Linked DNA regions of Homo sapiens: region 2 is linked to region 1. The links are chromatin contacts, found by Hi-C or POLR2A ChIA-PET in ENCODE. All regions are on one chromosome and are shown on one strand. The core of a region is the stretch at or near the end of the contact, and the rest is flanking DNA. Distances in the headings are between cores, read along the strand shown.

What was found. A loop is a pair of places that touch in the nucleus more often than their neighbours do. ChIA-PET counts read pairs that join two places held with the same protein, here RNA polymerase II (POLR2A). Pooled maps may share reads with other maps.
Region 2: a pooled map shows a loop between it and region 1 (5-fold over the local background). The contact joins the promoter of ZNF335 here to the promoter of ADA in region 1. A Hi-C loop is called at or near these places in 1 of 37 single-sample maps with no recorded cell type and 4 of 50 pooled maps. POLR2A ChIA-PET finds 5 or more read pairs at or near these places in 2 of 52 experiments (OCI-LY7 and activated naive CD8-positive, alpha-beta T cell).

The regions. Positions count from the first base shown.
Region 1 is chr20:44,647,397-44,653,388 of GRCh38, reverse strand. ADA (adenosine deaminase) reads left to right here and starts at 1,690. Exons shown (of 12, transcript NM_000022.4): 1 at 1,690-1,814. The coding sequence starts at 1,782. RefSeq lists silencers at 1,492-1,881, 5,354-5,522 and enhancers at 918-1,901, 2,132-2,241, 4,831-5,331.
Region 2 is chr20:45,968,672-45,973,846 of GRCh38, reverse strand. ZNF335 (zinc finger protein 335) reads left to right here and starts at 1,644. Exons shown (of 28, transcript NM_022095.4): 1 at 1,644-1,725; 2 at 2,387-2,637; 3 at 4,156-4,396. The coding sequence starts at 2,437. RefSeq lists an enhancer at 1,023-1,242 and a silencer at 2,013-2,132.

The DNA of each region.
Region 1 (5,992 bases), core at 441-2,940:
CTTTCCCCCTTGTTTATGGGTTTGTTAATTTATTTATGATGAAATGAAATGAAGCTACCATCCACCCCAGTACTGGAACATTATCAATAACCTGTGTGTGGCCAGGCGTGGTGGCTCATGCCTGTAATCACGCCTTGGGAAGCCGAGGTGGGTGGATCATGTGAGGTCAGGTGTTCGAGACCAGCCTGGCCAACATGGTGAAACCCCGTCTCTACTACAAATCCAAAACTTAGCAGGGCACGGTGCCACGCGCCTGTAATCCCAGCTACTCGGGACGCTGAGGCCGAGAACTGCTTAAAATCCAGGAGGTGGAGGTTGCAGTGAGCCGAGATTTCGCCACTGCACTCCAGCCTGGGCGACAGAGCAAGAGTCCATCTCAAAAAAACAAAAACAAAAACAAAAAAACAAAAAACAAAAATTAGCCAGGCGTGGTTGTGGGCGCCTATAATCCCAGCTACTCGGGAGGCTGAGACAGGAAAATCGCTTGAAACGCTGGGGGTGCGGGGGAGCGGTGGGGAGGAGGCGGGCCAGAGGGGCAGAGGTTGCAGTGAGCCCAGATCGCGCCACTTCACTGCAGCCTCCGCGAAAGAGCGAAACTCCGTCTCAGTAAATAAATAAATAAATAAATAAATAAATAAATAAATAAATAAATAACCTGTACCCGCGTGTTATTTCCCTCCGTCCTTACCTCCTCCCGGCTCCTTCCCTTTCACCTGAGATAACCACTCTTCTCGTATCTATGCTCATCTTTCCCTTGCTTTACATTTTTTCCACCGATGCATGTGTCTAAACATACATACTTTTGGTTTTGCTTTTACACATTCTAAAAGTTGCACCATTGTATGCAGTTTTCCGCAACTTAGTTTTTTTCACTCAACATTGTTTCTGAGACATTGTTTCTGTTGTTGTCTGGCTGAAGTTCATTCCGTTTCACTGCTGTCTAACGTTTCATGGTGTGAATATTCCGGTTTATTTGCCCACTCGCCCGTGGAGGGGCATTTGAGGGTGTTTCCAATGTTCCTGTTATTCGGAATAGCGCTGGTGTGAACATTCTGCACAGGTCTCTGGCTGCGCCTGGGCGGGTTTCTTAAAGGTGAATGCCCAGGAGGGGACTGTCTGTGTTCTCCCTCCCTCCGAGCTCCAGCCTTCCTCGCCTCCTTTCACTCCCAGCTCCCTGGAGTCTCTCACGTAGAATGTCCTCTCCACCCCCACCCACCCCTGATGAACTCCTGCAGGTTCTGCAGGCCACGGCTGGCCCCCCTCGAAAGTTCCTTAACTATACAATTATGGTGTGTGTTTCTGCGACGAGCGTCCGTCTATCCGGTGGAAGGCACGCCGCTCGAGGCTTGCGATGCTCCCGGGGTCCCCGCTTCTAGCTTGGGCCTGGCGCACAGCAGCGCCCAGACTGCAGGGGGACGCTTGAAAGTTGCTGGAGGAGCCGGGGGGAAGGCAGCGCCCAGCGAGGCGGCTGGAGCGCGCGCCCACAGGTGGGTCCGGTCGGGCGCCGCGGGGCCGTAGTTTTCGGGTCGGCGGGCGAGGACGCCGGGTCCAGAATTCCAGGAAATGCGCGATCCAGGCCGGCGGGCGGGGCGGGGGCTCCGGCGAGAGGGCGGGCCCCGGGAACGGCGGCGGGCGGGGCGGGAGGCGGGGCCCGGCCCGTTAAGAAGAGCGTGGCCGGCCGCGGCCACCGCTGGCCCCAGGGAAAGCCGAGCGGCCACCGAGCCGGCAGAGACCCACCGAGCGGCGGCGGAGGGAGCAGCGCCGGGGCGCACGAGGGCACCATGGCCCAGACGCCCGCCTTCGACAAGCCCAAAGTGAGCGCGCGCGGGGGCTCCGGGGACGGGGGTCCGGCGCCTGGGCGGCCCGAGGGGCTTAGCGGGGCCCAGCCCGGGGCGTCCAAACCCTGGGAACGAACGGGGGCTCCTGCAGGCGAGTTCTTCCTTCGGCTTAGGCCGTGGCTTGCTTGCGGGCTAATCAGGGACAATGGGGCAGAGAAGGTCCAGAACCCGGAGGCCTCCAGAGTCTGCTTCTGCCCCTGACTTGACCCCTCTGGGTCTCAGTTTCGCTGTCTGTCAAGTGGGCATCCTAGCACCGCTGAGCGCTGTGTGGGCCTGGGCAGGGACTTGAGGTCTCTGAAGCTCAGCTGTATGATCAGGCCCGATGTCTACGCCGGATAGGCACCTAGTGCTGTGCCCGGCGCCTACTGAGTGCTCAGTGAATGGAAGCAGCTTTGTACGCCAGCGTTATGGTGGTGAGCGCCAAGGAGCTCAGGTTTGTGGATGCGCCCCGGGGAAGAACCGTGAGCCCTGCCAGAAAGGGGAGGGAGGGGAGCAGAGCACCCCCCTTCCCCCGCGCGGGAAGAACAGGAGCTAGGTAGGCCCTGGGTTTGGGGCCCTAGCAGGGTTCACTCGAGGCCAAGCCATGGCCACTGGCCCCAGGGGAGAATCCCCTTGTTTCTCCGCCCACCAGCTGTGGCGTCTTGGGACTGTTGGGGTCAGGGAGGGTCTGGACCCCCTTGGCCTGTCGCAGAGTCCGAGAGGAGGGGCCCAGGAGTCTGCCAAGCAGGGTGAGTCAGCCAGTAGGGTGTGAGAGTGGTTGGGGAAGGAGTCAGCTGCAGTCAGCCTCAACTTACCCTTCTAAGAAATAGGTGTGAGTGGCCCAGGAGGTTGGCTCACGCCTGTAATCCCAGCACTTTGTGAGGCTGAGGCGGGAGGATCATTTGAGTCCAGGAGTTTGAGACTAGCCTGGACAACAAAACTAGACCCCGTCTCTCCAAAAAATAAAAAAAGTTAGGGGAAGTGTGTGTGGTGGTGCACTCCCGTAGTCCCAGCTACTCAGGAGGCTGAGGCGGGAGGATCGCTTGAGCCCAGGAGGTTGAGGCTGCAGTGAGGTGTGATGGTGCCACTGCACTTCAGCCTGGGAGACAGAGCGAGACCCTGTCTCAAAAAAAAGAGAAGAAAAAGAAAAGAAAAGAAATAGGTGTGAATGATGATGACAGCTATCACAAAAGTGCCGGTGAGAATCCAGTGAGTGTGCATGTGTCAGTGAGGGAGACAGGCTGTGGAGAGCCCACCTACCTTCTGAGGAGGGTGAGGCCTGGCCCCCACTACTGATGCCCCCAGCCCAGGGAAAATGCTCAGCTACTCCCCGTCAGAAGCTGGAAGCACTGAGGTGCTGTACAAGCCCTCCTACCCCCACCCCTGCCTCCTTCACGTCTTACTGGAGCTGGGGCCCATGATTGGCGCCTCCCCTTTGCAGTCTTTTTATTAAATGCTCTGGGCTCCCTCTGCCCTTGGGCTGGGGACCCACTGTACCCTGATGTGAATCCTATGGCAATAGCAAAGCTCTTTGATTGGCGGGGTGCAGTGGCTCACGCCTATAATCCCAGCACTTTGGGAGGCAAAGGTGGGTGGATCATGAGGCCAGGAGTTCGAGACCAGCCTGGCCAACATGGCAAAACCCCATTTCTACTAAAAATATAAAAAATTAGCTGGGCATGGTGGCGGGCGCCTGTAGTCCCAGCTACGCAGAAGGCTGAGGCAGGAGAATGGCATAAACCCAGGAGGTGGAGCTTGCAGTGAGCCGAGATCTCGCCATTGCACTCCAGCCTGGGTGACAGAGTGAGACGCTGTCTCAAAAAAAAAAAAAAAAAAAAAAAGGCTCCTTGATTGCGAACATGTTGGGAGTTATGGAGAGAACAGCAGGGCCCACTTCTAGAGCACTTGTTGCAGACACCCATTGGATCCTTGCAGTTCTTCTGTAACAGCCCATCAAGGGAGGGGCTCATATTATTATCCCCATTTTTTGGCCTTGCTCAGTCCTCCCATCTGATTCAAGCTGGCAGATCATTTTCCCTATTGGGACCTCAGTGTCCACACCTGGAGGATGGAACATCAGCTGCTTATGTGGGTGTCCCGTGTCCTGAGTCCCAAGGCCACAAGGTGATGCTTGAGAGTGAAGGTAGAATGTTACCTGCCATGTGTTTGAGGCGTGACAAATCTTGTATGATTGTGAGGAGGAACTTGTGTGAGCTGGCAGGAGAAGTGGGAAGGAGTGTGAATCTCAGAGCCACTGTGACCAGAGCCAGCTCCCTGCCCTCTTGTGGGAGGGACAGATGACAGTTATAATTATTAGCATTACTAGCTGCAGCTAATGGAGTGTTGATGTTTCTGTGCCAGGCACCGTTCTAAACACATTATCTGCATTTTTTATTTAATCCAGGCACAGAGAGGTTAACTAGGCCCAAGATCACACAGCTAGGAAATGTCCAATCTGGGGTTTGAGTCCAAGGGAGGCTGGCTTCGAAATCCCATGCCTCTAACCATCTTTCCTAAACTACCTCTGCAGAAGCCTTTGGGGATAGAGGTGCCAGTGCCCCAGGTGCAAACCTCCTGAGACAGGAGCCTTTGCTGTGTCCTTCAGCTTCTCATACCTGCCACCAGCTGAGGCCTGGGACCTGGTCAGCTAGAAGAAAGCAGAGCAGGGCAGCGCTTTTCAAACTGCACTCAAGTGGCCTGACTTTTAATGTTCACACTGTGATTCTGTGTGGGTCGGGTTGGGGCCTGCGATGCTGCACTGCTGACCAGCTCCCAGGAAATGCTAATGTCAACGATCCAGGAACACACTTTGCTTAGCAAGGCCCTAGGCAGCTGCCTTCTGTTGTGCGGGACCCCTATTGACTCCAATGGATATAGCACCAGGTTCAAGAGGCTACCTTCTTTGGAAGAGGTAGCAAACAAGATACGGGGTTTTACTGGGGGCTTAGACACAGGGAAGAGAGTCCAGTGGCGGCAGACTGAGCAGAAGAACCGCAACCACTTGCAAATCATGCAGTTTATGTAGCATTTTCATTTAACACCTTCTCCCAACCATCTCCACCTAGTAACCTTCATTTAACCCAAAACAAAGGGCCTCGGTCCCTATACCCCTGTATGGTCAGTGTCCCGTGGGAATGGGGTGGGGCTCAGATGTTCCTCATAGATAACGACTGGATCTCCAGGTTGGCCACTCTTGGATTCCTTCGCTCAGAACTCTGAACACCCATTCAAGTGTGCCTGCCATGCAGGGTCATCGTCAGGGGATGCCCAAGTCAAGTTTGCCCTGTCGGGTGTGCCTCCCATACCCCCACCTGGTTTGACTTAGCACCTGCTGGGCACTGGAAGAAGTGGAAAGGGGGGTTGCAGGGGTGGCCCTTATCAGCCTATGTTCACAGGTGGCACCAGGCACTCAGGCATTCTGCATCCTGGAGGCCAGTGCTGATCACATGCCTGTTACAATAATCATAACAATAGCTGTCCTTGAAGTAGTCCTGGGTACCAGGTGCCTTCAGTGACTTTTTCTTTTTTGCCAGAATCTCACTCTGTCGCCCAAGCTGGAGTGCAGTGGCAAGATTTTGGGTCCCTGCAACCTCTGCCTCCTGGGTTCATGCGATCCTCCTGCCTCAGCCTCCCAAGTAGCTGGGACTACAGGCGTGTGCCGCAGTCTCACTCTGTTGCCCAGGCTGGAGTGCAGTGGTGTGATCCTGGCTCACTACAACCTCCACCTCCCGAGTTCAAGCCATTCTTCTGCCTCAGCCTCCGGAGTAGCTGGGATTACAGGCGTCCACCACCACGCCCGGCTAATTTTTGTATTTTTAGTAGAGACAGGGTTTCACCACGTTAGCCAGCTGGTCTCGAACTCCTGATCTCAGGTGATCCTCCCACCTTGGCTTCCCAAAGCGCTGGGATTACAGGTGTGAGCCACTGTGCCCGGCTAGTAACTTTTATCTCACGGAATCCTCTGGACGACTTGACAAGGCATGGGTCTTCATCCCCATTTACAGATGAAGAAACTGAAGCTTAGGGAGTGGAGGGACTTGCCAGGGCTACACAAAATCTGAGAGCCTTGAAGCTGTAGACTGGCAAGTGAACAGGTACAGGCTGGGACAGCAGTTTCTTTCTTTTTTTCTTTTTTTAGACAGAGTTTCGCTCTTGTTGCCCAGGCTGGAGTGCAA
Region 2 (5,175 bases), core at 395-2,894, 1.3 Mb before region 1:
CAAGTGATCCACCGGCCTCAGCCTCCCAAAGTGCTGGTTATTACAGGTGTGACCCACCGAGCCCGGACCTTTTCTCCTTATTAATAGGTCTTCTCCTTAGGACTTTTTGTTTGTTTGTTTGAGACAAGAGTTTCCGCTGTTGTTCCCCAGGCTGGAAGGCAATGGCGTGATCTCGGCTCACCGCAACCTCTGCCTCCCGGGTTCAAGCTATTGTCCTGGCTCAGCCTCCTGAATAGCTGGGATTACGGCATGCGCCACCACGCCCAGCTGCTTTTGTATTTTTCGTACAGATGGGGTTTCTCCATGTTGATCAGGCTGGTCTCAAACTCCCAACCTCAGGTGATCCGCCCGACTCAGCTTCCCAAAGTGCTGAGATTACAGGCGTGAGCCACCGCGCCCAGCCTGCTTAGGAGTTTTTTTGAGATTTTTTTCCCCCAAAATTTGTATCTTTCAATTAAGGAAAATAGCCTATGGAACTACAGAGACTTAGGGACAAAAACCAGAGCGCCTTACTCCCTCTTGTGCTCTTCCACTGCAAACTGCTAAAAGTCTTAAAACAGAAGGTGACATTTCCGGAGGAAGGACATACCTTAAGGGCAGCTGACTTTTAATTAAAATTTTTTTTCTTTCTCCACTTTTAAAGGATAGGTAGTTGACTTGTATTTATTTATTTTTTGAAAGAGGGTCTCGCTCTGTCGCCCAGGCTGAAGTGCAGTGGTGTGATCACGGTTCGCTGCAGCCTCAACCTCCCAGACTCAAGCGATCCTCCCACCTCAGCCTCCCGAGCAACTGGGATTATAGGCACGCGCCACCATGCCTGGCTAATTTTTCTTTTTTTTCTTTTTTTTGTAGAGATGGGGTCTCGCTCTTTTGCCCAGGCTGGTTTGGAACTCCTGGGATCAAGCGATTCTCCTGCCTTGGCGTCCCAAAGTGTTGGAATTACAGGCGTGACTCACAGCGCCCGGCCTCAGCTCTATTAATGTTAACAAATATGTATACAAACCTAAGGGACAAGCATTAACTTCTTTCCATTTCCCCGACTCCTGCCATCCGTACTTAGCTCCTGAGTCCCTTTATTGGATGTGATTTTGGACCAGCCCTTCCCATACCCAGACCTCAGTTTCCCTATCTGTACAATAATTATACATTCCCTTCCCAACAAAACACATCAAACCTAACGGGCAGAGCTCGATTGGGTTGCAGCAGCGCGCTAAGTAATAAGTAATGAGTCAGGTAAAATGACTGACAACATGAATTCCTCTTTGGCCAAGCCAAAGTCGCCCGCGGCCACACGCTCTTCCGGGCTGTTGTAGGAGGGGCGCGGCCAAGCCACCGGGAGCCACGCCCCCCACTGGGAGCCACGCCCCAAGAGAGCGGGGCGCGCATTCGCCGCGCCCAACCCTGCGGCCTAGGGAAGGGACCAGAATGACGTCACAACCACTTCCTACGTAACACTCCGCCGAGATAAAGTAGTCCCCAAACCATAGTGGGCTCAGTGCCAAACACCGGGCGACGTATAAAGTCCCAGAGTCTGTTGAGACCCGATTATGGTTTTGAGGCCTCGGAGCGACCTTCCGGAACACTGAAAATGTGTCTTTCCCGGGGCCAGCGGGGGAAGTAGTTCCGGCCTACAATAGGCCGATGGGTTCCTCCGCAGCGGAGGAAAGAGGATGGCGACCTCGTCGATGCCGGAGTCAGAGAGGAACGTGGCTACGAAAGCCTCGGGTGAGCTTCGGGTAGAGTTAGGCGGCCCCACCGTACCCTGCCGTGGAGTGAGGTCACACTGCGGGGATACCCGGAGGCGAGGTCCCAGGCCGGCGGGGCTGTCCGAACAGGGCCCCGGGGTCCCAGGCCCTTTAGTCGCTCTCGCACTTGCCTGAGCGGAAACCCGGCGCCACCACAAGATGGCGTCGGGCCTGGAGCACAGGCAGCGCCGGGGACAGCCCCAAATCGCCAGGCCCCGAGACCGTCGCTGTCAGCCGCCTCCGCAGGGGAACCGGGGGGGAGCGAACCACTGACCCAGGGGGCCAGCGGGCTGTACCACCGGCCCTGCAACCCGGGGGGACGCGGGGGCCGAAGGGCTGAACCACTGGGCCCGGATGGGGCTCACAGAGCGGAACGCTCCACGAGAATCGTGGGGGCGAGGGAAAGGGTCAAGATTACCAGCCATTGACCACCCTCCCGGGAAGGGCCTTAGCCTGGGAAGCACAGCTTCTCCGTCAAGTTTTTCCCGAGCTCCCCTCGCAATACACCAGGAAGCTCCGCCCCGTCGGAGACTCAATCTTCGCATCTGCAAAATGGGCGCAGGGGTGCAAATGGGTGGCCGTGGTTGCCGGGGCTGGGGAGATGGCCCACTTGTTCCAGCCACGGTCACCTCTCTTCTCAGAGTGAAGTTCCCAGACCCTACGCCCCGCTGTCAGGCAGCCCGCCGATCAGATGGAGGAGAACGAGGTGGAGAGCAGCAGCGACGCGGCCCCTGGGCCTGGCCGGCCCGAGGAGCCCTCTGAGAGCGGCCTGGGTGTGGGCACCTCAGAAGCCGTGTCCGCCGACAGCAGCGACGCCGCGGCCGCCCCGGGGCAGGCAGAGGCCGATGACTCTGGCGTGGGGCAAAGCTCGGACCGCGGCAGCCGTTCTCAGGTATGGACCCGGCTGGACGGCGTGGGTGGAGGCAAGGACCGCGAGCAGCAGTGCCTGACAGCCAAGAGGAAACAAGGCTTGTTTGTAGCTAATACTTGGTGTTTCTGGTTTACTGTGAGCCAGGCACCAAGCCAAACCCCTAAAATGGATTTTCTCATTTGAGCTTCATACCTTCTAAGACACATACCATTTTTTCCCACATCTTATAGAAAAGGATGCCGAGGTACAGAGTGCAGACAGAGCCAGGATTCAAATCTAGGCTGTGGTCTTAGCTACTATACTACCCACAGTCCTCACACTTTGAGAGGCAGATGTCTAGGCCAGGAGTGGTAGCTCATCGCCTGTAATCCCAGCACTTTGGAAGGCTGAGGTGGGAGGATCACTTGAGCCCAGGAGTTGGAGACCAGCTTGGGCAAATAGCGAGACCTCATCTCTACAAAAAAAAAAAAAAAAACGCAAGTGCCCTGGGTTAAGACTGGGTCCTGCCTCCAGTTTACTGGGAGACCTCTTTGAGCCTCAGTATCCCGGCTAAAGTAAAGCAGAAATACTTGCTTTCAAGGGTGCTTGATTGTGAGCTCCCACCAGACATCCTCTTGCAAACATTTTGTAAACCATCTCCTCCTGGCTGTGCCACTTCCTAGCCGTGTGATCTTGAGCAAGCTACCCAACATCTAGCTCTGTTTCCTCGTCTGTAAAGTGGGAATGGTAAATATACCTGCCTCATAGAGTTTTTGTGAGGATGAAATGAATTAACATATGCAAAGCTAATAATTAAAACAGTGCTCAGCACATTGTAAGCACTCAGTAAGTATTAGCCATTCTTATATGCAAGATAATGGTCATATTCAGTATATCACGTGATAGAAGTACACAGCAGTGGTCATCACTTTGGGGTCCTGGGGTTTCATTAGTTCAGCAGAGATGGGGGCCTACCATGTGCTCAGCGTGTGCTGGGCCCTGGAAATACAGCAGAGGAAAAGACAAGTTTGGTCCAGGCCCTTGTGGAGGGCACAGTCTGGCATGGAGGCTGTTAAAAGGCACAATGAACCCCACAGTGGTGTGGTGCTGGGGACACAGGCAGCTGCAGCACTGAGGATGAAGAAGTCCTGACTTGGCCTCAAAGCCAGCATTGACTTCCTAGAAGAGGTACCAGCTAAATGGTGGTGAGAAGGCTGGGTAAGATTTAGCCATAGGGTGATGCTGGGAAGAGTTTCAGGCAGAGGGAACGATTTATGCAAAAGCCCAAAGAAAATAGCTCCCCCTGGCTGTGGCTTAGGAGTCCCTTCTCTTATTTTTGTGTATTCCCTGATGAGATCCAGGGACCCTGTGACTTTTTCCTGGGGGACTCTGTGACTGGAGGGCCTCTCTCACTGGTCCTCCGTGGGGCTGAGGGCATGAGTGGCTCCACTGACCATGTCCTTGGGCCTGAGAGCTCTGTCTAGCAAGTGGGAGCTGGCAGGCTGCCCTGCCCCATACCCAGCTGCTAAACTTTTTCCCTCCCTGTTTCATGCCCCTCAGGAGGAGGTATCTGAGAGCAGCTCGAGCGCAGACCCCCTGCCTAATAGCTACCTCCCTGATTCATCGTCTGTGTCTCATGGGCCAGTGGCAGGGGTGACAGGCGGTCCCCCAGCACTTGTGCACTCTAGTGCACTCCCAGACCCCAACATGCTGGTGTCCGACTGCACAGCTTCCTCCTCGGACCTGGGCTCGGCCATCGACAAGATCATCGAGTCCACCATCGGGCCCGACCTCATCCAGAGTGAGTCAGGCAGAGGAGCCCCACAGGGGTTTTCCTGCAGTGTCCGGCAGCCAGCTGTGCCCACCCTAGCTGTGTGAACTCAGGCAGATTACTTTCCCATGTGGAATGTGCAGAGTGGGAACAGTCACCCCTGTCTCATGGTGGTAAATGAGGATTTAATGAGACAACACTGTAAAGTTCTCAGCCTAGCGCCTGGCATGACAGACTCTCAATAAATAATATAAACTGTTATTGCTTACCTTGTGCCCAGGACTGTTCTAAACTTTACATACAGTAGCTCATTTAATCCTCCCAATAACCCCAAAAGGTAGAGGATGTTAATGTTCACAGTCCAGATGAAAAATATGAGGCACCAAGGACATACATAACTTACCCACTGTCACCAGCAAGCAGTGTGGGGTGTCGGGCCATGAGCTCAGACAGTCTGACTCCAGAGCTGTGTCACCCAGGCTGGAGTGCAGTGGTGCAATCATAGTGCACTGTAACCTCAGACTCTTGGGCTCAAGGGATTCTCTGCCTCAGCCTCCAGGGTAGCTGGGATTACAGGTGCACACCACCTTTTTGCTGGGTTGACCAGGCTATTCTTGAACTCATGAGTTCAAGCAGTTCTCCTGCCTCATCCTCCCAAAGTATTGGGATTACAGGCATGAGCCGTGACACATGGTGCTGTACCCACTTTTTGTTAATGATATTTATAGAGGCTATAGCACCTCAAAAAGCCCTGGGATAGTCTGGGAAGCCAACCCTAAGAAAGTGGTGCAGGAGCTGGTCCTTTACTT